Linked DNA regions of Homo sapiens: region 1 is linked to region 2. The links are chromatin loops, found by intact Hi-C in ENCODE. Cell type or tissue: psoas muscle. All regions are shown on one strand. Each heading gives the region's core, and the rest is flanking DNA. Links, peaks and the distances in the headings are about the cores only. Region 1 overlaps CARF (calcium responsive transcription factor). Region 2 overlaps ICA1L (islet cell autoantigen 1 like).

Region 1 (15,607 bases), core at 5,895-10,894, 150 kb before region 2:
GTGCTGCGGTTATTTCCCTTCTCCCATGTGGACGTCTAGAGCTGAATGGAGTTGGGTATCTCCCTTCGCCTAAGACGGTTAGGCTCTGGTAAGACAGTATCTCTTGAGGGCAGGCCTTGTTAAGAAAAATAGAATGGCTGGGTGTAGTGGCTCACACCTGTAATCATAGCACTTTTGGAGACCAAGGCGGGAGGATTACTTGAGCCCAGGAATTTCAGACCAGTTTGCGCAACATAGTGAGACACTGTCTCTATAAAAAAAAAAAAAAAGAAAGAAAGAAAAGAAAAAAAAAAGGCCAGGCGCGGTAGCTCACGCCTGTAATCCCAGCACTTTGGGAGGCCGGGGTGGGCGGATCTCCTGAGGTTAGGAGTTCGAGACCAGCCTGACCAACATGGTGAAACCCGTCTCTACTAAAAATACAAAATTAGCCTGGCATGGTGCTGCATGCCTGTAATCCCAGCCACTTGGGAGGCTGCGGCAGGAGAATCGCTTGAACCTGGGAGGTGGAGGTTGCAGTGAGCTGAGATCGCGCCATTGCACTCCAGCCTGGGCAACAAGAATGAAACTCCATCTCAAAAAACAAAAACAAAAACAGAATGCCCTGGGTTTTTTCTGTGTGTGTGTTTTGTTTGTTTGTTTTGTTTTTAGATGGAGTTTTGCTCTTGTTGCCCAGGCTGGAGTTCAGTGGGGTGATCTTGGCTCACTGCAACCTCCACCTCCTGGGTTCAAGCGATTCTCTTGCCTCAGCCTCCCAGTGCCTGGGATTATAGGAACCTGTTACCACACCTGGCTAATTTTGTATTTTTAGTAGACCGGGTTTCACCATGTTGGTCAGGCTGGTCTCGAACTCCTGACCTCAAGTGATCCACCTGCCTCGGCCTCCCAGAGTGCTGGGATTACAGGTGTGAGCCACCGCACCTGGCTGCCCTGGTTATTTTTAAGTGGGTCCTTTTTTTTCCTTCTACCTGCTGAAAACAAGGGGGAATTTTCCTGTAATAATTACCATAAGAACCTGGTCAAGTTCCTACAGGTAAAACTCACAGGAGTGTTGTGGCTTGCTCCATAACTAGCCCTCCCTCCCCCAAGAGCTTTTTACTCTCAGGCATGTCCACTCTGAGCCTCCAATAATTTGTCAGTTGCAGTTCAGGTTTGCCTGCCCTCATTCCAGTTCCTGTGGAGATTTATGCTCTCTCTCTATTTTTTTATGCTCTCTGTATTTTTACTCTCTCTCTCTCTCTCTCTCCAATTTTGGTGGCAAGGGTTTACCCTGTGACTTCATTTCTCTGGTGGATCTAGGAAGAATTGTTGATTTCTCCATTTGTTCAGCTTTTTATTTATTGGGATAGAGTCTTCCAAGCTCCTGGACACCAGAATTGCTGTCCATATGATACCACACAGTTGTCTAAGCTACAATGTCAGACATGCTCATGAAAACACTGTGATTATGATTACATTGACTGGAATGTGGGTGTTATCAGAACTCCTCAGTTACCCATTTACAGACTCTTTTATTAAAGTAGATTGTGAAGCCAGGTGTGGTGGCTCATGCCTGTCATCTCAATACTTTGGGAAGCGGAGGTGGGAGTCTCACTTGAGGCTGGGAGTTTGAGACCAGCCTGGCCAACATAGCAAGACTCTGCCCCTACGAAATAATAAAAAAATTAGCCAGGCATGGTGGCTTATTCCTGTAGTCCCAGCTACTTGGGAGGCTGAAGCAGGAGGATTGTTTGAACCCAGGTATTTGAGGCTGCAGTAATCCCTGATCATGCCACTGTACTCTATCCTGGGCAACATAGTGAGACTCTGTCTCAAAAAAACTAAAACTAAAATAGATTATGTATTCTTCTGTAGAATCACAGAGCTAAACAACTGAAAGTTACTGTAGAGATCATGTAATTTAGTGGCCCAATTTTAAATATTAAAAAATCAAGGCCTGAATCTGAATCTAACCAAGTCTCTAGACCAGTGCTGTCTGATAGAACTTTCTGCAGTGAAGGAAATGTTCCACATCTGTGCTGTTCAGTACAGTAGGCACTAGCCATATATAGCTATTAAACAATCGAAATGTGGCTTTTGCAACCAAGAAATAAATTTTTTGTTTTATTTAATTTTAATGTACATAGCCACATGAGGTTAATGGTTACTGTATTGGACAGTGAAACTCCAGAGCTAATTTGCATTGTAGAAAACACAGGGGATAGAGGATGGGGAGAGTTGAGAGATACCACCAAGTAATTCATATGCTTAGGAAAGCTTTCCAGTGGAGAGTGTATCTGAGCTAGGTCTTGAAGGAATGTTAGAATTCCAGTGTCCAGAAAGAAATAATAATTCTGAAAAGAGAATGCCTTGGGTAAAAGCTTGACTCCTGAGAAAATTCTCTTCTGTGTTTTGAGAAAACCATAATTTACTTGATGAGTCTATCTGGGGTAGAAGTAGCAAGGCAATCAGCTTGGTTGCAACCAACTCAGCATGGGTCCCTGAATACAGCTCAGTAATTTACATTTCACTTTGTGTAAAATTAAAGTTTTTAGGCAGGGATGTAATAAGATTAAGAATATATTTACTGTACTAGACCTTCTGATATCTTCCCCAGGGCAACATGTAACCATGCGTGTGTGCGCATGCACGCACGCACACACACACACACACACACACACGCACACACATAGAATACAGTAATTAAAATTAAGTTGAAACATGAAAGAAAACCACTTCACTTTCATTTGTAATAAACTTCCCATGCTGGCTGGGAAGTTAATTGAAAGTTAGGACTTCCACATTCTACAGTAGGAAAAATTCTTTAATCAAGAGAAAAAAATGAATTACTGGAAATTCTTGTTTAAAAATTAGCATTTTCTCATTTTAAATTCTTCTTTCCAAATGTGAAGAAAAGAAAAATTTGAGACTAGGGACATTTGTTCTCTTAAGAAAGCAGCTTTCAGCTGGGCGCGATGCTCACGCCTGTAATCCCAGCACTTTGGGAGGCCAAGGTAGGCAGATCACGAGGTCAAGAGATGGAGACCATCCTGGCCAACATGGTGAAACCTCATCTCTACTAAAAAAAAAAAAAAAAAAAAAAAAAAATAGCTGGGCGTGGTAGCGCACACCTGTAGTCCCAGCTGCTCAGGAGACTGAGGCAGGAGAATAGCTTGAACCCAGGAGGTGGAGGTTGCAGTGAGCCAAGATCGCACCACTGCACTCTAGCCTGGCATCAGAGCAAGACTCTGTCTCAAAAAAATAAATAAATAAATAAATAAAATTAAAATGAATTTAAAAAAAAAGCAGCTTTCTTGAAGTTCAACCATTCTAGTTCAAATTTAAGTTAATTGATATCTGAGATCTCTTGTTATGCATCAAGGAACATTTTTTTCCTTTCAGTATTATAATACTAAGATAATTAAAAAGAAAAAAAAACCCTGTTTAAAAAAAAAACACAAAAAAACCTTCGTGTAATTTCTACCACCGTACCTGCTCATCTCAATTAGTTTTTCCCTTTGCTTTCCATAGTAAGAGCAAATAATGCACATTATTTCTTGACATTAATCTATCAGCATTCCTAGGAATTACATCTGGCACTGTGTTTTCTTTCTTTCTTTTTTTTTTTTTGAGACAGAGTTTTGCTCTGTTGCCCAGGCTGGAGTCAGTGGTGCGATCTCAGCTCACTGCAACCTCCACCTCCCGGGTTCAAGCGATTCTCTGCCTCAGCCTCCCAAGTAGCTGGGACTACAGGCGCGCGCACCACCATGCCCAGCTAATTTTTTTGTATTTTTTAGTAGAGATGGAGTTTCACCATATTGGCCAGCCTAGTCTCAAACTCCTGACCTCAGGTGATCCACCCGCCTCAGCCTCCCAAAGTGCTGGGATTACAGGTGTGAGCCACCGAGCCCAGCCCCTAGTTTTTTAGATACTTGTTTTGACTTGTATATTCATTTGATTTATCAGGTAAGATAGTATCAGGTAAATATCTCCTTTTAGTTTTTCTGTTTGAGTAATAAAGCAATTAACAATTATCAATTTATTTGGAATTAAAATTACGAGATTTAGAATTTCTGTGGCAAATGGCTGTAACTATGACTCAGGGCTTTTTCATACTACATCAAAATTTTAACAGTAATAAAATAGGTAACACTTTTTTAAAAAGAATAGATCTGAGATCTAGTAGTTCCTACTTAAATTGACAGTTTGACACATATTAAGGCGGTCAACAGTGATTAAAATAGTAAATGTGCCACAATTTTTAAAAGACATCTCTGAACAAAGTTACATATTTTATTTCTTGTATTTTAGAGCCAGGATCTTGCTCTGTTGCTCAGGCTGAAGTGCAGTGACAGGATCACACCTCACTGCCATCACACCCAGCTGATTTTTAATTTTTTTCTAGAGATGGGGTCTTGCTATGGTTGCCTAGGCTGGTCTCAAACTCCTGGCCTCAAGCAATCCTCCTGCCTCAGCCTCCCAAAATGCTGGGATTACAGGCATTAGCCACCACACCTGGCCTCCTATTTTATTATAATGGATTTAACGTAGGGGAAAAGATCTTTGTTTATTATTACATTCCCATATTTATTTTCTGCCAAAAGGACCATTAGATTTTGTTTATCATATGATTCATCACCATAAACTAGATTAGTAGGTCAAGAAGATTATGGTTTTTCAGCTGTGAATAATCAGATGAAAAATGGTGCCCTAAAGAAATAACAAATGGGGCCAGGTGCAGTGGCTCACACCTATAATCCCAGCACTTTGGGAGGCCAAGGCGGGCAGATCACGAGGTCAGATCGAGACAATCCTGGCCAACATGGTGAAACCCCGTCTCTACTAAAAAAAAATACAAAAAATTAGCCAGGTGTGGTGGCGCGCTCCTGTAGTCCCAGCTACTCAGGAGGCTGAGGCAGGAGAATCGTTTGAACCCGGGAGGCAGAGGCTGCAGTGAGCTGAGATCGCGCCACTGCCCTCCAGCCTGGGTGACAGAACGAGACTCTGTCTCAAAAAAAAAAAAAAAAGAAAGAAATAACAAATGAGGCTGTGGAGAAAAGAGAATGCTTATACACTGTTGGTAGGAATGTAAACTAGTTCAGCCACTGTGGAGAACTGTTTGGAGATTTCTCAAAGAACTTAAAACAGAACTAACATTCAACCCAGCAATTCCATTACTGGGCATCTATTCAAAAGAAAATAAATCGTTCTACCAAAAAGACACATGCACCCATTATGTTCACCGCAGCACTACTTACAATAGCAAAGACATGCCCATCACGGTGGACTGGATAAAGAAAATGTGGTACATATATACAATGGAATACTACATAGCCATAAAAAAGAAGGAAATCATGTCCTTTGTAGCAACATGGATGCAGCTGGACACCATTATCCTAAGTGAATTAACATAGAACACCAAATAATGCATGTTGTCATTTATAAGTGGGAGCTAAACATTGGGTACTCGTTGACATAAAGATGGCAACAATAGACACTGGAGTCTACTAGAGTGGGGAGGGTGGGATAGGGGAAAATGCTGAAAAACTATTGGGAACTATGCTCACTTCCTGTGGGACCAGATCATTCGTATCCCAAACCTCAGTATCACTCGATATACCTACGTAACAAACTGCACTTGTACCACCTGAATCTGAAATAAAAGTTGAGGGCAGGCCTTGGTGGCTCAAGCCTGTCATCCCAGCACTTTGGGAAGACAGCTTGAGTTCAGGAGTTTGAAACCAGCCTGGGCAACATAGTGAGACTCTGTCTCTACAAAAAATAAAAAATAAGAAATTTAGCTGGGTATGGTGGTACACATCTGTAGTCTCAGCTACTCAGGAAGATGAGGTGGAAGATCCCTTGAGTCCAGGAGGTAGAGGCTGCGGTGAGCGATGATCACGCCACTGGACTCCAGTCTGGGCAACAGAGTGAGAGCCTGTGTTGTAAAAAGAAAAGAAAAGTTGAAATTGTAAGAAAAATAAATATGAATGAACCAAAAGCTTGTTTCAGTGTACATTTAGAAGGAAAAGGATAGAACATTTAAGAAAAAAATTGTTTTTTTTAAACTTGTTTTTTAAGTTTCCCAATGAGAAATCAAACAGCCTCTGTAAAGGACATGTCCTTATTTGAATATTTTTTAGAAATAAAAATAACATCACAAAAGCCTAGTTTCCCAATTATATCTTTTTGTGTTTGCAGTTATCCACTCTTATCCTATTAAAAGATTTCTGATGTTATAGTGGATATTGAAAGATCACTTTATTTAGAAAAAGAGAACCACTGGGGTGGAGGTAGAATGGGGAGTTATTGTTTAATGCATAAAGAGTTTCAGTTTAGGATGAAAAAATTCAGGAAGTGGATAGTGGTGATGGTTGCACAACAGTGTGAATGTACTGAATATCAATGAACTGTATACTTAAAACTTTTTTTTTTTTTTTAGACGGCGTCTTGCTCTGTCACCCAGGCTGGAGTACAGTGGTGCAATCTCAGCTCACTGCAACCTCTGCCTCCCAGGTTCAAGCAATTCTTCTGCCTCAGCCTCCTGAGTAGCTGGGACTATAGGCACGCACCACCATGCCTGACTAATTTTTGTATTTTTTAGTAGAGATGGGGTTTCACCATATTGGCCAGCCTGGTCTCAAACTCCTGACCTCAAGTGATCCACCCACCTCAGCCTCCCAAAGTACTAGGATTACAGGTGTGAACCACTGCACCTGGCCTTAAAACTTTTTAAAACCGAATGTTTAATACATTTGTAGGGATAAAAAGAATGCAACAAGAATTAGAATTTTGTAATTACATTAGACATTTATATAGAAGATGTTTCAACAGGGCTTGGTGGCTCACCTGCGTAATCCCAGCACTTTAGGAGGTCAAGGCAGGAGGATCACTTAAGTCCAGGAGTTCCAAACCAGCCTGGGCAACATGTTGAAACCCTGCCTCTACAAAAAATATAAAAAGTAGCCAGGTGCAGTGGCATATCCAGCTACTCAAGAGGCTGAGGCAGGAGGATCACTTGAGTTGAGGAGGTAAAGGCTGTAGCGAGCTGTGTTTGTTCCACTATAGCCTGGGTGGCAAAGCAAGACACTGTCTCAAAAATTAAAAAAAAAATAAAATAAAAATAGTAAAAGTTTAATAATTACTACTCTTATGGACAAGTGGCTTCATTGTGTTAGATGGTAATTATATCTTTATGTTTCACATCATTACCACCCCCCAAAACTCCACCCTTCATTTCACTGCACAGACTCACTGCACTGTTTCACAGTAAAACTCTGCTCCACTCCAATTAGAAGAGCCCAAATAAATTAGAGCAAACAGTAGTCAAATTCATAGGCACAAATGACAGAGGACCAAAGATTTTAAAGTACTGATTTAGTAACAAGAGCATCTACTGGCACAAACCTTCTATTTAATAATATTACTAAAACAGCAATAATAGAAATGAAAGCTACCTTAATGAAAAGGGAATTCAGGAGTGAAGTCATTAAATATAACTAACAACACTTTAAATATGGATTCCATCAATTTCATGATTAGTATCAGGTAAATATCTAATCCATCAATCCTGAATTCTGGTCTCAGAGAAAAAGGTCAGAGAGGATTACAAACAAGGTGCTTCATATTATCAAGTCCTTTTTTTTTTTTTTTTTTTGAAACAGGGTCTTGCTCTGTTGCCCAGACGGAAGTGCAGTGGTGTGATCTCTGCTCACTGCAACCTTGGCCTCCTGGGCTCAAGCAATCCTCCCACCTCAGCCTCCCGAGTTACTGGGACCACAGGTGTGCCGCACTACATCCATTAATTTTTGTATTTTTTGTAGAGATGGGGTCTCATCATGCTGGCCAGGTTGGTCTCGAACTTCTGGCCTCAAGTGATCACCTGCCTTGGCTTCCCTTGATATGGTTTGGCTGTGTCCCCACCCAAATCTCATCTTGAATGGTAACTCCCACAATTCCCACATGTTGTGGGGGGAATCCAGTGGGAGGTAATTGAATCATGGGGGTGGGTCTTTCCTGAGCTATTCTCGTGATAGTAAATAAGTCTCACCAGATCTGATGGTTTAAAAAAACGGGAATTTCCTTGCACAAGCTCTCTCTTTTTGCCTGCCACCATCCAAATAAGATGTGACTTGCTCCTCCTTGCCTTCTGCCATAATTGTGAGGCCTCCCCAGGGTAAGTCCATTAAACCTCTTTTTCTTATATATTGCCTAGTTTCAGGTATGTCTTTATCAGCAGCATGAAAACGAACTAATACACTTCTGAAGTGCTGGGATTACAGGTGTGAGCCACCATGCCGGCAATCAGGTCCATTTTTAAAATGATGAAATCCTCTAGGAAAATCACTTTAGTCTTTTTATCAGAGATGTCTGTTGGCCCTTTTGTTGGTAATCCATTTATGTCTGCATCCTTATAGTCTACTTTGCCATTGGATTCCTGCATAGCTTTTCTAGGCCATAAATGATGAACAAAAGGAGAAATCAGAGAGTATGTGGATGGCTCCAGGAATTTTTTGTAGATCCAGAGCAGGGCTAGAATGATGATTCAAAGGATGCACACCACTGTCCCAGGCTTGAGCTCCTAGACATGAGAGCCCAAGCTCTCCATGTGATAAAACTACTCTCCATGTGGGAAAAAAATAGAGAAAGAAATTTGACCCCCTCTGACACTAAAGTAGAAGGCGGGACTCAACTCTGGACCAGATTGAAGACTGGCTGACACAGGGAAGAGGCGAAAACACTTCTCCATAAAACACAGCCAACAGTGCCATGACAGTTACTCATTCCATGGCAATGACCTGGAATTTACCACCCTTTTTCTAGAAATTTCTGACTAACCTGCCCCTTAATTTGCATGTAATTAAAAGTGAGTATAAATGTGACTTCAGAACTGCCCCTGAGCTGCTACTTTTCACACAATGCCTATAGGGTGGCCCTTGAATTCCTTCCTAGGCAAAGCCAAGAACCTCCCCAGGCAGAGCCCCGATTTTGGGGCCCACCTGCCATGCAAAACCATATGCAGGAAACCACTCCAAGTAGACAGTAGACCGTTAATAAGAAAGGCAAAACCGTAAAGATTTAGCAGATCATATCTGCATGATCTCTGGGTAGGAAATTTTTTTTTAATTGTAAAATACATAACATAAAATTTGCAGCCCATGCGGTAGCTTATAATTCCAACACTGTGGGAGGCTGAGGTGGGAGGATCCCTTCAGGCCGGTAGCTCAAGGACAGCCTGGGCAACATAGGGAGACCCATGTCTCTACAAACATTAAAAAAAAAATTATTGGCCAGGCGCAGTGGCTCACACCTGTAATCCCAACACTTTGGGAGGCTGAGGCAGGCAGATCACTTGAGGTCAGGAGTTCAAGCCAGCCTGGCCAACATGGTGAAACCCTGTCTCTACTAAAAATACAAAAATTAGCCAGGCGCAGGGGCAGGCGCCTGTAATTCCAGCTACTTGGGAGGCTGAGGCACGAGAGTCGCTTGAACATAGGAGATGGAGGTTGCAGTGAGCCAAGATCACGCCACTGCACTCCAGCCTAGGTGACAGAGCAAGATTCAGTCTATAAATAAATACATAATGTATTCTTCCTTATGATGCATTTTAATAGTTCATGAATTGTTAGAGTTAAATCTGGTTATAACATGGTCTATGGAATAAAAAGTCTCGGGTTCAGATCCTAGGTTCCTGGCTTTCTAGATATATGATCTTGGGCAAGGTATTTAATCTTTTTGAATTTATTTGCTTTTATATAAAATTGGGGTAATAATATTCAGGCCAGATGTGAGGATTAAGTTATAAAGCATCTGGCACTCAAAAAATGTTATCTAGCTGGGCATGGTGGCTGACACCTGTAATCCCTGCACTTTGGGAGGTCAAGGTGGGAGGATCACCTGAGGCCAGGAGTTGGATGCCAGCCTGGGCAACACAGTGAGAGACCTGTCTCTACACAAAATTTTAAAAAGCAGGTTAAGGGCCGGGCGCAGTGGCTCCTGCCTGTAATCTCAGCACTTCGGGAGACCGAAGTGGGCAGATCACCTGAGGTCAGGAGTTCGAGACCAGCCTGGCCAATATGGTGAAATTCCGACTCTAATAAAAATACAAAATTAGTCGGGTGCGGTGGCACATGCCTGTAATCCCAGCTACTCGGGAGGCTGAGGCAGGAGAATCACTTGAACCCAGGAGGCGGAGGTTGCAGTGAGCCATGACCGCACCACTGCACTCCAGGCTGGGCAACAGAGCGAGACTCCATCTCAGAAAATATACGTAAAAAATAAAATAAATAAAAAGCAGGTTAAGGTGAGAGGATAGCTTGACTTTAGGAATTTGAGGCTGCAGCGAGCCATGATCGCCCCACTGCACTCCAGACTGGGAGACAGAGTGAGACTCTGAATTTTTTTCTAAAAAACGGAGAAGTTATCTATTATTTTATGGAACTATGTAAGTTATATATGTTAAATGAAGAACATCTTTACTTTACAGCATTGTTGACAGTCCAAATGCTGCTAAGCTTAGGGAAGGGTAGGCAAGTTAAAAGGAAAGTGCATGTTGCTGGGTAGCAAGTCATTAGGTAATTCTTTTTGTTGTTGTTGAGATGCAGTCTCGCTCTGTTGCCCAGGCTGGAGTGCAGTGGTGCGATCTCGGCTCACTGCAACCTCCGCCTCCCGGGTTCAAGCAATTCTCTGCCTCAGCCTCCTCAGTAGCTGGGATTACAGGCGCCCGCCACCATGCCTGGCTAGGTAATTCTTTTTAAACAACTTTTTGAAACACTGAGGTTTGTATTGTAGGTTTTTTTTTTTTTTTTTTTTTGAGACGGAGTCTCACTCTGTCGCCCAGGCTGGAGTGCAGTGGCGCAATCTCGACTCACTGCAAGCTCCGCCTCCCGGATTCATGCCATTCTCCTGCCTCAGCCTCCCAAGTAGCTGCGACTACAGGTGCCCGCCACCATGCCCGGATAATTTTTTTGTATTTTTTTTTTTTTTTTTTTTACTAGAGACGGGGTTTCACCGTGTTAGCCAGGATGGTCTCCATCTCCTAACCTCGTGATCCGCCCGCCTTGGCCTCCCAAAGTGCTGGAATTACAGGCGTGAGCCACCGCCCCTGGCTGTATTGTAGGTTTTACATGTTACTGAAAAAATAAATCATTAAATATATTGTCATTTGCTGTGTAATTTCATGTCTATGTACAAAGTCCATGCAATATTTCAGAAGTTAAAATAATTCCCTTTTTATAACAAGTCATTCTGTGCATTTCTGCTCATTTTCTCTTAAAATAAATGTCTTCAATCCTTTATTATGAGCAGAATTATTTCAAATCTAGGCCAAGTAATTTAAGAATCTAAGATATAATGGTTGTGGCTTAATCTCAAATATAAAAATTACTCACCTAAGTATTAGTAGTAGCTGTCTGATACTATCTGCAAGTTCTTATGTCTATATAACTTCAACTCCTAATTATTTATACATGTAATACTAATAAACATGTCACTTATTCCCTACAATTAAGTGTCTTCAGCTATTAAATAAGAAAATAATATTTACACTTGGCTCTATCCACAGAAATTTTGTGAAGAAAAATTGAGCAACATGTGAATACACTTTGAAATAAAGTAACAAATCCTATCTTATGAGAAAAATACAAAACTCAAATGATGTATAGTATATATAACAGGTTTTTCTACAAACCACGCTTCAATGCTGTCATGGCATACCAGCTGATAAACTGCTCTGCTAGTTTTCTAGGACTGAAGGCCATTTCATATCTGCCCTGGAGAATACAATAGCTAGTTTTAACTATTAGTACAGCAGTAAAAACACACAAGGTTTTCCTTGCATGCCACTCTGGATTTGATTCAACTTCTCAAAAATCTTACGTCCTTAGTTCACCTTTTTAGAAGTTCTTCAACTCATCCCAATATTGCTAACGTAGTACTTCACAAATGCTGTCTTATTCATTGGCTTGATATCTCTGAATTTTAACTACTCGATTCAACTGCTGTAATTTGAATTATTTTGCTCTGTCTTTTCAGTTTAATATTCTAATGTTTTAAGTCTAAATGTTTCCCAAAGTGCCCTGGCACTGAGAGTTAAGAGGAGAAAAAAGGGAAAAGATATTATTCCACTGAAATTTGTATTAGCAACTAGCTGGCTTCCTCAGAGTTCCTCCTAAAATTCATTAACCATCGACATCATTCAAACAAATGAATCCATGCTGCTCACCCTAAAGCACAATGCATGGATTTGCCTGTGTGAAGCCACATGATCACAAATCAGCATCTTCCCTGTGACCTTCAATTTGGTGTTCCTATGTGAACCCACTTATTTCAGTCCTTTTTTTTTTTTTTTTTTAAAGACGGAGTCTCGCTCTGTCGCCCAGGCTGGAGTGCAGTGGTGTGATCTTGGCTCACTGCAACCTCCGCCTCCTGGGTTCAAGCAATTCTCCTGTCTCAGCCTCCTGAGTAGCTGGGATTACAGGCGCATGCCATGACGCCCGGCCAGTTTTTGTATTTTTAGTAGAGACAGGATTTCACCATATTGGTCAGGCTGGTCTTGAACTCCTCATCTCAGGTGATCCACCCGCCTCGGCCTCCCAAAGTGTTGGGATTACAGGCATGAGCCACCGCGCCCGGCCAGTTCTTTATCTTAATGCATGATATGTGTCTCTGAATAGTTCTTTATTATACAGGGGTATCTGAATTTTAGCTGCTCTGGAAGATGGCTATCTTTTTGATGTGGCTCTTTGAACTTCCTAAAGTGGATTTTCATGTGAACCACAAAATCTACAAGTTGGATCATCATAAACATATGCCCCTAAGTTTGGTGAACATTTTTGGTCATTTTTGTATGATTCAGTAATAGAGACTTGATTTAACTTAAATTGATCAACTCAAGGGAAACTTACCTTGTGTTTGGCGATCCAGATTTAAACTTAATGTCATTGTCTTGTCTAATGTCATAACTATATTTTCTTCTGTGTTCCATTTAATTTTCAATTTTCATATCAGAACAAATTATTTGATAATGTCAGGTACATTTGAAGTCATTGGGTAATTACATGTGACGCAATAGTGACACTAAGTAAACGTCTTTTTAAGACTTTGGAGTCAGACAATTCTGCCCTTTCCAGATGACCTGGGGAAAATTATTTACCACTTTGGACCTCTTCATCTAAAAAAAATGGGACACAAAATCTCCAATTCCTTACAACCTGCCTACTCCTTTCAAAGGTGAATTAAAAAAGTGAAAAATTCATTCCATTGTGTTGGGAGTTAGGTTTCTATTGGAAGAGAGGGGGAAAAAACCCATCATATTGGGAGAGTTGGTTAATTGAAAAAATATCTACTTAAACTTATCCTCTGCAACAAAATAATTTCACTATACTAAAAACAACACATAAGAAAGCTATAGGAAATTTTAGATAAATGTTTATCTTCTATCTAGTTGGAGGAGAATTGTTTAAGCACAGAAGTCATCAAAATTAAAAGGCAAACTACAAACCAGGAAAAGTAACAGAGAGTTGATACACTTAATATATAAAACATGTTGCACTTCACACAATAGCCTTGAAGAAAAATGAGATGAACCTAGTATAGTGTGACATGGTAACAAATCTCAGACTAAAGTAGGTGTCCACAATTAAAACAACAAAACTATGCATTACACTGCTATATAATAAATAATTTGACTTTCCTTTATCTGTGGTTCCTGATAGTGAATCTTGGAATTTCCCAAGTACTAGGAGTGTATTTGTTATTCATGAGCGCCTTGAATCACACCTGAGTATATGCAATGAGATGACACATAGTGGGTCCCTAGATAGCTTCAGGATGGGAGCTAGTCATGCTATAAAGACCAAACATCTAATTAGAGGGTTGGGTTGGGGCTTTGAGCCAATGATATCAACTCAGCCTTCTGTCCTCCAGGAAAGACAGGAGGACTGAAGAATTAGTCCAATCATGGGCCAATGATTGAACCAATCATGCCTATGTAATAAAACCCCCTGAAAACTCTGGACATGAAACTCAGTAGATCTTCCTGGTTGGTGAATACATTGATATGAAAAGTGAATAACATGTCCTGATTCTACGAGAGGGCACAGAGGTTCTGCATTCAGGACCCTCACAGACCTCATCTTACGTATCTGTTCATTTGGTCATTTCTGGTTTGTATCCTTTCTAATAAAACTGTGGTTGTAAGTATAGTACTTTCCTGAGTTCTGTGAGTTGTTCTAGCAAATTATCAAACCTAAAAGGGGATGTGAGAACCTCTCAGATTTGTAGTCAGTTGAAAGTGCAGGTGGAGCTGGGAGTGGTGGCTCACGCCTGTAATCCCAGCACCAGCACTTAGGGAGGCGGGCAGATTACCTGAGATCAGGAGTTCGGAGACCAGCCTGGCCAACATGGTGAAACCCCATCTCTACTAAAAAATACAAAAATTAGCTGGGTGTGGTGGCACATGCCTGTAATCCCAGCACTTTGGGGGGCCAAGGTGAGTGGATCACCTGAGATCAGGAGTTCGAGAGCAGCCTGGCCAACATGGTGAAACCTCGTCTCTACTAATAATACAAAAATTAGCCAGGTGTGGTGGTGGGCACCTGTAATCCCAGCTACTCGGGAGGCTGAGGCAGGAGAATTGTATGAACCTGGGAGTTGGAGGCTGCAGTGAGCCAAGATCATGCCATTGCACACTAGCCTGGGCGACAAGAGTGAAACTGCATCTCAAAAAAAAAAAAAAAAAAAAAAAAAAGAAAACAATTTAAAAGTGGGTGAGCTATGATGCTGGCTGTGGTTAAAAAAAAAGAATAAAAAACAAATAAGAAAACAAAAATAAAAGTGGGCAAGGCTGGGCACGATGGCTCATGCCTGTAATCCCAGCACTGTGGGAGGCCAAGGTGGGTGGATTGCTTGAGCCCAGGAGTTTGAGACTAGCCTGGGTAACATGGTGAAACCCCGTCTCTACAAAAAATTAGCCAGGCATGGTGCGCATGACTGTAATCCTATCTACTAGGGAGGCTGAGGCAGGAGAGTTGCTTGAGCCTGGGAGGTGGAGGTTGCAGTGACCTGAGATCACACCACTACACTCCAGCCTGGGTGACAGAGCAAGACCTGGTCTTAAAAAAAAAAAAAAAAAGTGGGCAAAAGATTCAGACACATCAATAAAGAAGATATAGAGATAAAGATGGCAAATACAACATGAAAAGATGCTCAATAGTGGTTATTAGAGAAATGGAAATTAAAACCACAGTAAGATACTACTACCCACCTATTAAAATCTCTAAAACCTAAAAACTGTTCATAACAAGTGTTGGCTAGGATATAGAGAAGCTGGAACTTTCATACACTGTTGGTGGGAATATAAATTGTTACAACTACTTTGGAAAATCTTTTGGCAGTTGGTTAAAAAGTTAAATATATACCTAACATATGACCCAGGCATTCTACTCCTAGATGTTTACCCAAGAGAAATGAAAGCATAAGTCTGTACAAAGACTTGTACATAGATGTTCATGGAAACTTTATTCATAATAGCCTAGAACTATTAATGTCCATCATCAAAAGAATAAACAAATTGATATATTCATAAAATGCAGTTCTACTCAGCAGCAGATAAATGATTTATTCATAAATG
Region 2 (15,607 bases), core at 6,143-11,142:
TGTTTTTTTCTTGTAAATTTGTTTAAGTTCCTTGTAGATTCTGGATATTAGACCTTTGTCAGAAGGATAGATTGCAAAAATTTTCCCCCATTCTGTAGGTTGCCTGTTCACTTTGATGATAGTTTCTTTTGCTGTGCAGAAGCTCTTTAGTTTAATTAGATCCCATTTGTCAATTTTGGCTTCTGTTGCCATTGCTTTTGGTGTTTTCGTCATGAAGTCTTTGCTCATTCCTATGTCCTGAAGGTTATTGCCTAGGTTTTCTTCTAGGGTTTTTATGGTTTTAGGTCTTACATTAAGTCTTTAATCCATCTTGAGTTAATTTTTATATAAGGTGTGAGGAAGGGGTCCAGTTTCTGTTTTCTGCATATGGTTAGCCAGTTTTCCCCACACCATTTATTAAATAGGGACTCCTTTCCCCATTGCTTGTTTTTGTCAGGTTTGTCAAAGATCAGGTGGTTGTAGATGTGTGGTGTTATTTCTGAGGTCTCTGTTCTGTTCCATTGATCTATGTATCTTTTCTGGTACCATGCTGTTTTGGTTACTGTAGACTTGTAGTATAGTTCAAAGTCAGGTAGCATGATACCTCTAGCTTTGTTCTTTTTGCTTAGGATTGTCTTGGCTATATGGGCTCCTTTTTTGTTCCATATGAAATTTAAAGTAGTTTTTTCTAATTCTGTGAAGAAAGTCAATGGTAGCTTGATGGGAATAGCATTGAATCTATAAATTACTTTGGGCACTATAGCCATTTTCATGATATTGATTCTTCCTATCCATGAGCTTGGAATGTCTTTGCATTTGTTTGTATCCTCTCTTATTTCCTTGAGCAGTGGTTTGTAGTTCTCCTTGAAGAGGTGCTTCACATCCCTTGTAACTTGTATTCCTAGGTATTTTATTTTCTTTGTAAAACTTGTGAATGGGAGTTCACTCATGGTTTGGCTCTCTGCTTGTCTATTATTGATGTATAGGAATGCTTGTGATTTTTGCACATGAATTTTGTATGCTGAGACTTTGCTGAAGTTGCTTATCAGCTTAAGGAGTTTTGGGGCTGAGATGATGGGGTTTTCTAAATGTACAATCATGTCTTCTGTAAACAGAGATAAGTTGACTTCCTCTCTTCCTATTTGAATACCCTTTATTTCTTTCTCTTGCCTGATTGCCCTGGCCAGAACTTCCAATACTATGTTGAATAAGAGTAATGAGAGTGAGCATCCTTATCTTGTGCTGGTTTTCAAAGGGAATGCTTCCAGCTTTTGCCCATTTAGTATGATATTGGCTATGGGTTTGTTTTAAATAGCTTTTATTATTTTGAGATATGTTCCATCAATAGCTAGTTTATTGAGAGTTTTTAGCGTGAAGGGGTGTTGAATTTTATCAAAGGCCTTTTCTGCATCTATTGAGATAAATCATGTGGTTTTTATCATTGGTTCTGTTTATATGATGGATTATGTTTATTGATTTGCATATGGTGAACCAGCCTTTCATCCCAGGGATGAAGCAGACTTGATCATGGTGGATAAGCTTTTTGATATGCTGCTGGATTCAGTTTGCCAGTATTTTATTGAGGATTTTGGCATCGATATTCATCAGGGATATTGGCCTGAAATTTTCTTCTTTTGTTGTGCCAGGTTTTGGTATCAGGATTATGCTGGCCTCATAAAATGAGTTAGGGAGGAGTCCCTCTTTTTCTTTTTCTTCCCTTTTTTTTTTTTTTTTCTTGAGACGGAGTCTCGCTTTGTCACCCAGGCTAGAGTACAGTGGTGCAATCTCGGCTCACTGCAACCTCTGCCTCCCGGATTCAACCAGTTCTCTGCCTCAGCCTCTTGAGTAGCTGGGGTTCCAGTCACCCGCCACCACACCCAGCTAATTTTTGTATTTTTAGTAGAGACGGGGTTTCACGATGTTGGCCAGGCTGGTCTTGAACTCCTGACCTTGTGATCTGCCCGCCTTGGCCTCCCAGAGTGCTGGGATTACAGGGGTGAGCCACCGCGCCCAGCCGAGTCCCTCTTTTTTTATTGTTTGGAGTAGTTTCAGAAGGAATGGTACCAGCTCCTCTTTGTACCTCTGGTTCAGGCTCTGAATCCATCTGGTCCTAGGCTTTTTTTGGTTGGTAGGCTATTAATTACTGCCTCAATTTCAGAACTTGTTATTGGAGGCCAGGCACAGTGGCTCACAGTTATTGGTCTATTCAGGGATTTGACTTCTTACTGGTTTAGCCTTGGGAGGGTGTATGTGTCCAGGAATTTACCCATTTCCTCTAGATTTTCTAGTTTATTTCCATAGAGGTGTTTATAGTATTCTCTGATGGTAGTTTGTATTTCTGTAGGATCAGTGGTGATATCCCTTTATTATTTTTTTATTGTGTCTATTTGTTTCTTTTTTCATTAGTCTGGCTAGCAGTCTATTTTGTTAATCTTTTTAAAAAACCAGCTCCTGGATTCGTTGATTTTTTTGGAGGGTTTTTCATGTCTCTCTCTCCTTCAGTTCTGCTCTGATCTTAATTATTTCTTGTCTTCTGCTAGTTTTTGAATTTCTTTGCTCTTGCTTCTCTAGTTCTTTTAATTGTGATGTTAGGGTGTCGATTTTAGATCTTTCCCACTTTCTGATGTGGGCATTTAGTGCTATAAATTTCCTTCTTAACACTGCTTTAGCTGTGTCCCAGAGATTCTGGTACGTTGTGTCTTTGTTCTCATTGGTTTCAAAGAACTTCTTTATTTCTGCTCTAATTTCATTATTTGCCCAGTAGTCGTTCAGGAGCAGATTGTTTAGTTTCCATGTAGCTGTACGGTTTTGAGTGAGTTTCTTTTTTTGTTTGTTTGTTTTTTGAGACCTCTGCCTCCTGGGTTCAGGGAATTCTCCTGCCGCAGCCTCCCAGGTAGCTGGGACTACAGGCGCCCACCACCACGCCCAGCTAATTTTTTTATTTTTAGTAGAGACGGGGTTTCACCATATTGGCCAGGCTGGTCTCAAACTCCTGACCTTGTGATCTGCCCGCCATGGCCTCCCAAAGTGCTGGGATTACAGGCCTGAGCCACTGCACCCGGCCTCAGGTGAGTTTCTTAATCCTGAGTTCTAATTTCATTGCACTATGGTCTGAGAGACTGTTTTTTATGATTTCTGTTCTTTTGCATTTGCTGAGGAGTGTTTTACTTCCAATTATGTGGTTGATTTTAGAATATGTGCTATGTGGCACTGAGAAGAATGTATATTCTGTTGATTTGGGGTGGAGAGTTCTGTAGATGTCTATTAGGTCCGCTTGGTCCAGAGCTGAGTTCAAGTCCTGAATATCCTTGTTAATTTTCTGTCTCATTGATCTGTCTCATATTGACGGTGGGGTGTTAAAGTCTCCCCCTATTATTGTGTGCGAGTCTAAGTCTTTTTGTAGGTCTCTAAGAACTTGTTTTATGAATCTGGGTGCTCCTGTATTGGGTGCATATATATTTAGGATAGTTAGCTCTTCTTGTTGCATTGATCCCTTTACCATTACGTAATGCCCTTCTTTGTCTTTTTTGATCTTTGTTGGTTTAAAGTCTGTTTTATCAGAGAGTAGGATTGAAACCCCTGCTTTTTTTTTTTTCTTTCCATTTGCTTGGTAAATATTCCTTCATCCTTGTATTTTGAGCCTATGTGTGTCTGCACATGAGATAGGTCTCCTGAATACAGCACACTGATGGGTCTTGACTCTATCCAATTTGCCAGTCTGTGTCTTTTAATCGGGGCATTGAACCTCTTTACATTTAAGGTTAATATTGTTAAGTGTAAATTTGATCCTGTCATCATGATGCTAGCTGGGTATTTTGCACATTAGTTGATGCAGTTTCTTCGTAGTATCATTGGTCTTTATATTTTGATGTGTTTCTGCAGTGGCTGGTACTGGTTTTTCCTTTCCATAGTTAGTGCTTCCTTCAGGAGCTCTCGTAAGGCAGGCCTGGTGGTGACAAAATCCCTCAGCGTTTACTTGTCTGTAAAGGATTTTATTTCTCCTTTGCTTATGAAGCTTAGTTTGGCTGGATATGAAATTCTGGGTTGAAAATTCTTTTCTTTCACGTGTCTGTTGGCTGCATAAATGTCTTCTTTTGAGCAGTGTGTGTTCATATTCTTTGCCCACTTTTTGATGGGGTTTTTTTTTCTTGTAAATTTGTTTGAGTTCTTTGCAGATTCTGGATATTAGCCCTTTGTCAGATGAGTAGATTGCAAAAATTTTCTCCCATTCTGTAGGTTGCCTGTTCACTCTGATGGTAGTTTCTTTTGCTGTGCAGAAGCCCTTTAGTTTAATTAGATCCCATTTGTCAATTTTGGCTTTTGTTGCCATTGCTTTTGCTGTTTTAGACATGAAGTCCTTGCCCATGCCTATGTCCTGAATGGTATGGCCTAGGTTTTCTTCTAGGGTTTTTATGGTTTTAGGTCTAACATTTAAGTCTTTTTTTTTTTTTTTTTGACGGAGTCTCGCTCTGTCGCCCAGGCTGGAGTGCAGTGGCACAGTCCCGGCTCACTGCAAGCTCCGCCTCCTGGGTTCACGCCGTTCTCCTGCCTCAGCCTCCCGAGTAGCTGGGACTACAGGTGCCCGCCACTACGCCCAGCTAATTTTTGTATTTTTAGTAGAGACGGGGTTTCATCATGTTAGCCAGGATGGTCTCGATCTCCTGACCTTGTGATCCACCTGCCTCGGCCTCCCAAAGTGCTGGGATTACAGGCGTGAGCCACCGCGCCCAGCCACATTTAAGTCTTTGATCAATCTTGAATTAATTTTTGTATAAGGTGTAAGGAAGGGTTCTGGTTTCAGCTTTCTATATATGGCTAGCCAGTTTTACCAGCACCATTTATTAAATAGGGACTCCTTTCCCCATTTCTTGTCAGGTTTGTCAACGATCAGATGGTTGTAGATGTGTGGTATTATTTCTGAGGGCTCTGTTCTGTTCCATTGGTCATATGCATTTCTCTGATGGCCAGTGATGATGAGCATTTTCATCACTGGCCATCAGAGAAATGCAAATGAAAACCACAATGAGATACCATCTCACACCAGTTAGAATGGTGATCATTAAAAAGTCAGAAAACAATAGGTGCTGGAGAGGATGTGGAGAAATAGGTACACTTTTTTTTTTTTTTTTTTTTTTTTTGAGACAGAGTCTCGCTCTGTCACCCAGGCTGGAGTGCAGTGGTGCAATATCTCGGCTCACTGCAAGCTCTGCTTCCTGGGTTCACGCCATTCTCCTGCCTCAGCCTCCCGAGTAGCTGGGACCACAGGTGCCTGCCACCACGCCCGGTAATTTTTTTGTGTTTTTAGTAGAGACAGGGTTTCACCATGTTAGCCAGGATGGTCTCGATCTCCTGACCTTGTGATCCGCCCGCCTCAGCCTCCCAAAGTGCTGGGATTACAGGTGTAAGCCACCGCACCCGGCTGAAATGGGAGCACTTTTACACTGTTGGTGGGACTGTAAACTAGTTCAACCATTGTGGAAGACAGTGTGGCAATTCCTCAAGGATCTAGAACTAGAAATACCATTTGACCCAGCCATCCCATTACAGGGTATATACCCAAAGGATTGTAAATCATGCTGCTATAAAGATACATGCACACATAAATAGTAAAGACTGAAATGTTAGACCTAAATAGTAAAGACCTAAATAGTAAAGACTGAAATGTTAGACCTAAAACCATAAAAACCCTAGAAGAAAACCTAGGCAATACCATTCAGGACATAGGCAGCGGCAAGGACTTCATGTCTAAAACACCAAAAGCAATGGCAACAAAAGCCAAAATTGACAAATGGGATCTAATTAAACTAAAGAGCTTCTGCACAGCAAAAGAAACTACCATGAGAATGAACAGGCAACCTACAGAATGAGAGAAAACTTTTCCAATCTACTCATCTGACAAAGGGCTAATATCCAGAATCTACAAAGAACTCAAACAAATTTACAAGGAAAAAAAACCCCATCACAAAGTGGGAGAAGGATATGAACAGACACTTCTCAAAAGAAGACATTTATGCAGCCAAAAGACACATGACAAAATGCTCGTCATCACTGGCCATCAGAGAAATGCAAATCAAAACCACCATGAGATACCATCTGACACCAGTTAGAATGGCGATCATTAAAAACTCAGGAAACAACAGGTGCTGGAGAGGATGCAGAGAAATGGGAACACTTTTACACTGTTGGTGGGAGGTAAACTAGTTCAACCATTTTGGAAGACAGTGTGGTGATTCTTCAAGGATCTAGAACTAGAAATAGCATTTGACCCAGCCATCCCATTACTGGGTATATACCCAAAGGATTATAAATCATGCTGCTATAAAGACACATGCACACGTATGTTTATTGTGGCACTATTCACAGTAGCAAAGACTTAGAACCAACCCAAATGTCCATCAATGATAGACTGGATTAAGAAAATGTGGCACATATACACCATGGAATACTATGCAGCCATAAAAAATGATGAGTTCATGTCCTTTATAGGGACATGGATGAAGCTGGAAACCATCATTCTCAGCAAACTATCGCAAGGACAAAAAAACAAACACTGCATGTTCTCACTCATAGGTGGGAATTGAACAATGAGAACACTTGGTCACAGGAAGGGGAACATTACACACTGGGGCCTGTTGTGGGGTGGGGGGAGTGGGGAGGGATAGCATTAGGAGATATACCTAATGCTAAATGATGAGTTAATGGGTGCAGCACACCAACATGGCACATGTATACATATGTAACAAACCTGCACGTTGTGCACATGTACCCTAGAACTTAAAGTATAATTAAAAAAAAAAAAGAAAATTATTTTCTTTAAGAATGTTGAATATTGGCCCCCACTCTCTTCTGGCTTGTAGGGGTTCTGTAGAGAGATCCACTGTTAGTGTGATGGACTTCCCTTTGTCGGTAACCTGACCTTTCTCTCTTGCTCCCCTTAACATTTTTTCCTTCGTTTCACCTTGGAGAATCTGACAATTATATGTCTTGGGGTTGCTCTTCTTGAGGAGTATCTTAAGTGGTGTTCTCTGTATTTCCTGAATTTGAATGTCAACCTTTCTTGCTAGGTTGGGGAAGTTCTCCTCGATAATATCCTGAACTGTGTTTTCCAACTTGGTTCCATTCTCCCTGTCACTTTCAGGTAAACCAGTCAATCATAGGTTTGGTCTTTTCACATAGTCCCATATTTCTTGAGGGCTTTGTTCATTCCTTTTCATTCTTTTTTCTCTAATTTTGTCTTCATGCCTTATTTCAGTAAGTTGATCTTCAGTTTCTGATATCCTTTCTTCCGCTTGATTGATTCAGCTATTGATACTTGTGAATGCTTCACGAAGTTCTCTTGCTGTGTTTTTCAGCTCCATCAGGTCATTTATGTTCTTCTCTAAACTGGTTATTCTAGTTAGCAGTTCCTGTAACCTTTTATCAAGGTTCTTAGCTTCCTTGCATTGGGTTAGAACATGCTCCTTTAGCTTAGAGGAGTTTGTTACTATCCACCTTCTGAAGCCTACTTCTGTCAATTCATCAAACTCATTCTCCGTCCAGTTTTGTGCCCAGAGGAGTTTCATCATTTGGAGGAGAAGAGGCATTCTGTTTTTTGGAATTTTCAGCATTTTTGTGCTGTTTTTTCCTCATCTTGGTGGATTTATCTACCTTTGATCTTTGAGGCTTGATGACCTTTGGATGGGGTTTTTGTATGGGGGTCCTTTTTTGATGTTGATGTTATTGCTTTCTGTTTGTTAGGTTTTCTTCTAACAGGCCCCTCTTCTGCAGGTCTGCTACAGTTTGCTGGAGGTCTACTCTATAACCTGTTTGCCTGGGTATCACCAGCAGAGGCTACAGAACAGCAACGATTGCTGCCTGTTCCTTCCTCTGAAAGCTTTGTTCCAGAGGGGCACCAGCCTGATGCCAGCTGGAACTCTCCTGTATGAGGTGTCTGTTGACCCCTGCTGGGAGGTGTCTTCCAGTCAGGAGGCATGGGGGTCTGGGACCCACTTGAGGAGGCTGTCTGTCCCCTAGCAGAGCTCAATTGCTGTGCTGGGAGAATCCTCCTTGTCAGGATCAGATGCTCTCTTCAGAGCCAGCAGGCAGGAACATGTTAAGTCCGCTGAAGCTGTGCCCACAGTTGCCCCTTCCCCCAGGTGCTCTGTCCTAGGGAGATGGGAGTTTTATCTAAAAACCCCTGGCTGGGGCTGCTGCCTTTCTTTCAGAGATGCCCTGCCCAGTGAGGAGGAGTCTAGAGAGGCAGTCTGGCCATAGCCACTTTCCCGCACTGTGGTGAGTTCTGCCCAGTCTAAACTGCCTGGCCTCCTTAGCACTGTCAGGGGAAAACTGCCTACTCAAGCCTCAGTAATGGCAGATGCCCCTGCCCCCACCAAGCTTGATCGTCCCAGATCAACTTCAGACTGCTGTGCTGGCAGTGAGAATTTCAACCCAGTGGTTCTTAGCTTGCTGGGCTCTGTGGGAGTGGGACCCACTGAGCGAGACCACTTGGCTCCCTGGCCTCAGCCCCCTTTCCAGGGGAGTGAACGGTTTTGTCTCGCTGGGGTTCCAGGCACCACTGGGGTACAAAAACAAAAACAAAAACCTCCTGCAGCTAGCTCGGTGTCTGCCCAAACAGCCACCCGGTTTTGTGCTTGAAACCCAGGGCCCTGGTGGTATAGGCACATGTGGGAATCTTCTGGTCTGCGGATTGCAAAAACTGTGAGAAAAGCATAGTATCTGGGCCAGACAGCACAGTCCCTCGTGGCTTCCCTTGGCTGGGGGAGGGAGGGCCCCAGCTCCTTGCACTTCCTGGATGAGGCAACGCCCCACCCTGCTTCTGCTTGCCCTCCGTGGGCTGTACCCACTGCCTAACCAGTCCCAGTGAGATGAACTGGGTACCTCAGTTGGCAATGCAGAAATCACCTGCCTTCTGCGTTTGTCTCCCTGGGAGCTGCAGACCAGAGCTGTTCCTATTCGGCCATTTTGCCAGATCTCTGCTCCGTTATAATTTTATGGGACCACTGTTGTATATATGGTCCATCACTGGCTAAAATGTCATTATGCGGTGCATGACTATATATATCTGTACACACACAAAATATATATGTATGTATACAAAGACTAGACATTGTCTTATTACAATAATACAACTTAAAGAGATTTATGACTTTTCAGACTATATTTTAGAACCATGGCTGAGATCAGGGGTCTGCAGACTTTTTCTGTAAATGGCCAAATAGTAAATAATTTTTTGCTTTGTGGGCTGTGCAATTTGCTGGATGTACCTAACTGCCTTTGTAGCAAGAAAGCAGCTAAAGACTAATTTGCCAGCAGGCCATAGTTTGCCAGTCAGCTCAGATCTCTGAATTGAGCTGGGACATGTTCTTGGTTAGGGAGATCATTTGCCCACAGATGACTTTCTTCTGAAATGAGTTAGATCACTTCAGTAAACTTGTTTCGGTTCCTTTTATTAGATTGAGTCCCATGCAATTGCTGTTTTTATAGGTAAAAAATGGCCTAATGTTGGCACTTTCACATAGTCAACCAAAAGTTTAAAAATATGCTGTTTGGCTGGGCGCGGTGGCTCACGCCTGTAATCCTAGCACTTTGGCAGACCGAGGCAGGTGGATCACCTGAGGTCAGGAGTTCGAGACCAGCCTGCCCAACATGGCGAAACCCCATCTCTGTTAAAAATACAAAAATTAGCCGGGCATGGTGGCTAATCTCAACACCTCCTCCCTTCTCCCCACTCCAGTAGTCCCCAGTGTCTACTATTCCCATCTTTATGTCCATGTGTACTCAATGTTTAGTTCCCACTTAAAAATGAAAACATGTGGCATTTGATTTTCTGTTCCTGCATTAATTTGCTTAGGAAAATGGCCTCCAGCTGCATCCGTATTGCTGCAAAGGACATGATTTTGTTCTTTTTTATGGCTGCATAGTATTCCATGGTGTATATGTATCACATTTTCTTTATCCAGCCCACTGTTGATGTGTATCTAGGTTGATTCCATGTTTTTGCTATTGAGACTAATGCTGCAGTGAACATACAAGTGCCTGTATCTTTTTGTTTACCACCCTTTCTATTTTATTGAAGGTCTCATTTGTTCTCACTGCTTAACTATATATATATATAATTCCCATATAATATTTCATTCTAAGCTCTGATAAAAAGTAAAATGAAAAAATATAACATGAATTCTTAAGTGCCAGCAATTTCTATTCCAAGCACTTTACATATATTTCTCATTTAATTCTTATAACAATCCATTTACTTCATTATTCGTATTTTACTGATGAGGAAACTAAAAGAGAGATTAATGTAACTTGCACGAGGTCCCACAGCTAATAAAAAAAAGTTCTTAGGTTCAAACCTAGACAGTCTGACTAGAGACCCAAGCTTGAAACAATTTTTTATTACTACAGTTTTAATTACCTGTTGGAAATTTTGGAAAACTCTGATGTTCTTGATCATTTCAGATTCAAGATGTCACAGATGAAATGTGTAACCTTCCCACTTAGAGAACTGCTTCTTCTAATTGCCCTTATTTTTCTGGGGCAAAACTGCTTAATCATTATTTACCAAGTTCTGTAGATATCTGCCTTTATAGCCATTCTTACACTAATGGCTTGGTCCAGGCTTTTATTAGATTATGTCTGGAATATGGAGAGATTGTTCTGAACTCTCTGTGTTTAGTCTCTCTGCTAAACAGGTCTCTACAATCTGTACCATCAATCTGCCTTTCTCTTCTTCAGCCTGTATTTGGAATAGTATTTCCTTGCCTCCTGCTGTTAAAATCTGTTTTTCTTCAACATACAGTTCAAAGGAAATTTCACTCATGGTACCCAGCACATCAGAATTTCAATCCTATTTCTGTTATTAATTAGGTGTTCGATTGTTAGCAGGAGAGGGGGAGACCAGCTCCCTTACAAATAAAGTTCATGTGATTTAATATATAGTCTTGTAATAACTATTTTAACTTCTCAGATATTTTTATATGCACTTACTGATTATTAGTCACATTTCAGGTAAGATTGCTACATAAAACTATAAGCACTTAATATATATTTAACAATGAATGAATGAATGAATGAATGACTCACTTTTGGATAAGGGCTTGCAAGTGTTGGATAGTGTGGTGTTATTTTTTATCAACATTTGCTGGTTCCTAACTTCCGTAGCTCTCATTACAGTCTTGTTACAGTGTTGGGTGTGTTAGGCTTCAGGGACAGGCCTCTGACCTTCTGCCCTCCTTTGACCTGCCTTGAGACTCTGAGTGTTTCCCTGAGTTCTGTGAACCACTCTGGCAAATTAATCGAGCCCAAAAAGGAGTCTTGGGAACCCCCCACTTGAAGCTGGTGGGTCAGAAGTTCTGGAGACCCTGACTTGCAACCAGTCTCTGGTCTAGTGGGGGTGAGGGCACAGTCTTAGGATCTCTACAAAAAAAAGAAAAAAAAATTAGCCAAGTGTGATGGCATGCACGTGTGGATCACTTGAGCTTGGGAGGTCAGAGCATAATGGCACTGCTGCACTCCAGCCTAGGCAACAGAGCAAGATCTTGTCTAAAAAAAAAAGAAAGAAAGAAAAACCAAAAAGGGTAAAAGTATAACTGGTCTTGATAAGAAAACATTTTTATAATAATAATAGTTATTCAAATAATAGTTATACATGTTAATTGTAGCAAATTTGCTGCAGAAAACTATCAGAAACTACAGTAAACTGTCATCCATGATCCCACTGCAGAGAAAACCATTGCCGACATTTTTGAGCATTTCCTACCAGTTCCCCCCTTCCAAAGTTGAATTATTTATAAACCGTCACTCTGAGGAATGTTGATTGTGTTCGTAAGAAAACTCATGGCTTAGGAGCCAGAGTAAGCAGGACTACTATGTTAAACAGCAGGTTTGACTAATATATTTTCTTAATTGCATCAAACACTAGTGTTATATTAAGTCAAAAGTCTTCACAGATTATTTTTCTCAAGAGGATTTCAGTGCTTCAGTGTGCACATTAATATCAGTTCCACTTGCTTTTCAGTGATGTCATAGTAATGAGACGTTATAAGTGAATACAAATCTACCTCTAAAGAGATTATTGATTTGTTTTATTTTACTTAAGATTTGAATTCCAAATCCAGGACACAGCTGAAAATTTAAATACTGTATAGTGTAAAAAGGAATAAAGTATTCCTTTTTTTTTTTTTTAAGACAGATTCTTGCTCTGTTGCCCAGGCTTGAGTGCAATGGCGTGATCTTGGCTTACTTCAGCCTCCGCTTCCCGGGTTCAAGTGATTCTTCTGCCTCAGCCTCCCAAGTAGCTGGGATTACAGGTGCCTGCCACCACGCCCAGCTTATTTGTATATTTTTAGTAGAAACAGGGTTTCACCATGTTTGCCAGGCTGGTCTTGAACTCCTGGCCTCAAGTAATTCACCCGCCTTGGCCTCCCAAAATGCTGGGATTACAGGTATGAGCCACCATGCCGGGCCTCAAGTATCTTTTATGAAGAAATTACTTGAGCCTATCCTTTTGCTAAATAAGAGTGAAAACTGATAGAGGCTGTAGTAGAATAATGGCCTTCCAAAGATGTCCATGTCCTAATTCCTGAAACCTATGAATATGTTACTTTCTGTTGCAAGAGACTGTGTTCAAAGAGACTTTGAAGATGTAATTAAGTTAAGGATATTGAGATGGGGATATTATCCTGGATTATTTAGGTGTGTCCAATATAATCACATAGGTCTTCTTAAGGGGAAGGCAGAAAGGTCAGAAGAAGATAAGACAATGTGATGACATATAGAATTAGAGAAAGATTAGAAGATGCTATGCTGCTGGCCTTAAAGATGGAGGAAGGGGGACCACATGCCAGGAAATGTAAGTGGCTTCTAAAAGCTATAAAAGACAATGAAATGGATTCTCCTTTGTAGCCTCCAGAAGAAATGCAGCCGTCTGACAACTTTATTTTAGGACTCTGACCTCCAGAATGGGAAGACAGTAAATTAATTTTGTTGTAAGTTACTAAGTTTGTGATCATTTTTTATAGCAGCAGTAGGAAATTAATACACAGGGAATATATCTTTCTCATTCTTGACGTTTCCTCCTATGTTAAAGGAGCTCAATTAGTTTAACTCCTAGTCTCTCTCTACCCTCTCATTTCTTTCTAGAGGAGGAGTGGCTTGTCTGGTAAATTTGGGAAGCAAAAATTGGGCAAGTTTATCTCAATTCCTTCTTTCTTCTCTCATACAGGGAAGCCTCTGGTGATTCAGTTACCTCTGACTGGCTTGTTGAATTTAATTTTAGTGCTCGGTTATGAAGATTATTTGGCTCTCACAGTAAGCTATATCCAGAAACTTGACCATTGTCAGTAGCAAAAATTATATGTTGGCCTCCAGCTGCTACTCCTTATTTGTTTATTTTTTATTTTTTTAATTTTAATTTTCTTTTTTTATAGATTTTTTGAGATGGGGTCTCACTGTGTCCCTCTGGCTGTAGTGCAGTGGCACATTCATAGCTCACTACAGCCTCAAACTCCTGGGCTCAAGTGATCCTCCCACTTCAGCATCCCAGGTAGCTGGGACTACAGGCATATGCCACAATGTATGGCTAATTTTTTTATTTTTGGTAGAGATGGGGTCTCACTTTGTTGCTGAGGCTGGTACACCAATCCTTTGACACAGCAAATCCAATTCTGGATTTTTATCCAAGAGAAATGAAAACATTTTTCTGCAAAAATACTTGTATAGGTATGTTCATAACAGCCTTATTTACAATAGTCCCAAACTGGAAACACTGGTATATTGATACAATGGAATTCTATTCAACAATCAAAAAGAATAAACTGGGAAAAGCTAAGGAAAAAAAACACATTCATTGCTTCTGATAAGGTAGGGATTGGCAAGAAAGTGATACAAGGAAACTTTCTGGGAAGTTGGAAATGTTCTATATAAGATATCCATTTGTCAAAAGTATACAGCTAAAGAGTTTGCACCCTGGGCCCTAGAGCCAAGCTCTTGCTGTGTGTGGCTGAACGCTGGGTACCAGCTCTGCTGCCACAGAGATCTTGGCTTTACCCCAATCCTAGAGCTACTCTAATGCTGCACTCACTAGTGCTCTTATTCTCAGTTCTCTTAGCTGTTTAACAAGCATCTGCATCTCGCATTCTGTTACACAGCAGCAAGGATCCCTGCATCCCAGACACCAATGCCATTACTACCTGGGAACTCAGAACTGCAGTACCTCCACACATTTGTGCATCAGGCCTGAGTTCTGTGATTATTCCATGGGTGCTACTCATCAGGCACCAGTGCCAAGAGGGATCCCTTCAGCCATAGCTTCTCTGATGGGAAAAAAAATAGATTGGGGTGATCTTAGCAGTCATTGCCACCAAAGACCCCAACAACTCTTGCGCCACTGCAGAAACTCAGAACGTTGGTTGCTATGGATCCCTGTGATTTTTATCCATACCAATCTCAGCAGACAGAGCTGCACAGAGACCACACAGCTGGCACCCTGACTAGTGCCAGAACCACTGCACCCCACCCCATGGAGGAAAGTCAGTCCACAATGAAACTAGCCCATAAAGTCTACAAAAGGTAACTGTTCCACTAAGAGCACAGACATTAATGTAAGGCAACAAGAAAAATGGGAGACATAATACCACCTAAAAAACATAACCTCCCAGTAGCTGACCCCAAAGAAATGGACATATATAAACTGCCTCTCAAATAATATAAAATAATTGCTTTAAGTTTAGTGAATTTAAAGAAAAATACAGAGAAACATTTCACTGAAATCAGCAAAACAATAGATGACCAAAATAAGAAATGTAACAGATTAAAATTATTTTTTTAAAAAAATCAAATTCTGGAGCTGAAAAATACAATTAATGAACTAAAAAATGCAGTAGAGAGCATTAACAGCAGACTTGATGAAGCAGAAGAATTAATATGTGAACTCAAAGACAGATTATTTCAAAACATACAGTCAGAGAAGAAAAAATGAAGCTTAGAAGATTTAAAGCTTATAAGATTTTCTCAAAAGAGCAAATATCCTAGTTATAGGAGTTTAAGCAGAAGAAGAGAGGGACAAAGGACCAGAAAGTTTACTTAAATAAATAATAGCAGAAAAATTTCCAAATCTGAGGAAAGGTATAAATATCCAGGTATGAGAAGGTCAAAGGTCTCCAATCAGATTCAACCTGAACAAGATTACACTAAGATATAATCAAACTGTCAAAAATCAAAGATGAAGAGAGCATCCTGAAAGTAGCAAGAGAAAAGCAAATCACATACAAAGGAGTTCCAATAAGGCTAGAAGTGGATTCTCAGGAGAAACCTACAGGCCAGTAGAGAGTGGGATGATAAATTCCATGTGCTGAAGGAAAAAATAAAACTGTCAAACAACAATACTTTACTTGACAAAGTAGACCTCCAGAAATGATGGAGATAAAAGCTTTCTCAAACAAAAACTGAGGTAGTTCATCACCACCAGATGTGTCTTACAAGAAATGATAAAGGGAGTTCTTCAAGCTGAGAGGAAAGGATGCTAATGAGTAACACAAAAACATCTAAAAGTATAAAACTCATTGGTACAATTACACAAATTTAGAATAATAGTATAATGGTGGGTCTTTAATATGAATGTTAAAAAACA

The links. A loop is a pair of places that touch in the nucleus more often than their neighbours do. Peaks named below come from ENCODE experiments on the same cell type or tissue, not always from the same donor. Only the 100,000 strongest peaks of a DNase experiment are listed, where the experiment ranks them.
Region 1: it touches region 2 in a loop (2.1-fold over the local background); 1 of 110 quality-filtered maps calls a loop at or near these places.

The regions. Positions count from the first base shown.
Region 1 is chr2:202,988,126-203,003,732 of GRCh38, reverse strand. CARF (calcium responsive transcription factor) reads right to left here. Exons shown (of 17, transcript NM_024744.17): 17 at 15,470-15,607. It also overlaps the pseudogene C18orf32P4. Among named protein-coding and RNA genes, the nearest start is that of NBEAL1, 19 kb to the left of the region's middle. RefSeq lists a silencer at 14,873-15,098. In psoas muscle, for the core only: no CTCF peak of the experiment used is centred there; no DNase peak of the experiment used is centred there.
Region 2 is chr2:202,842,182-202,857,788 of GRCh38, reverse strand. All of the region lies in intron 1 of ICA1L (islet cell autoantigen 1 like), which reads left to right. Among named protein-coding and RNA genes, the nearest start is that of ICA1L, 22 kb to the left of the region's middle. In psoas muscle, for the core only: no CTCF peak of the experiment used is centred there; a DNase peak (open chromatin) is centred at 8,751.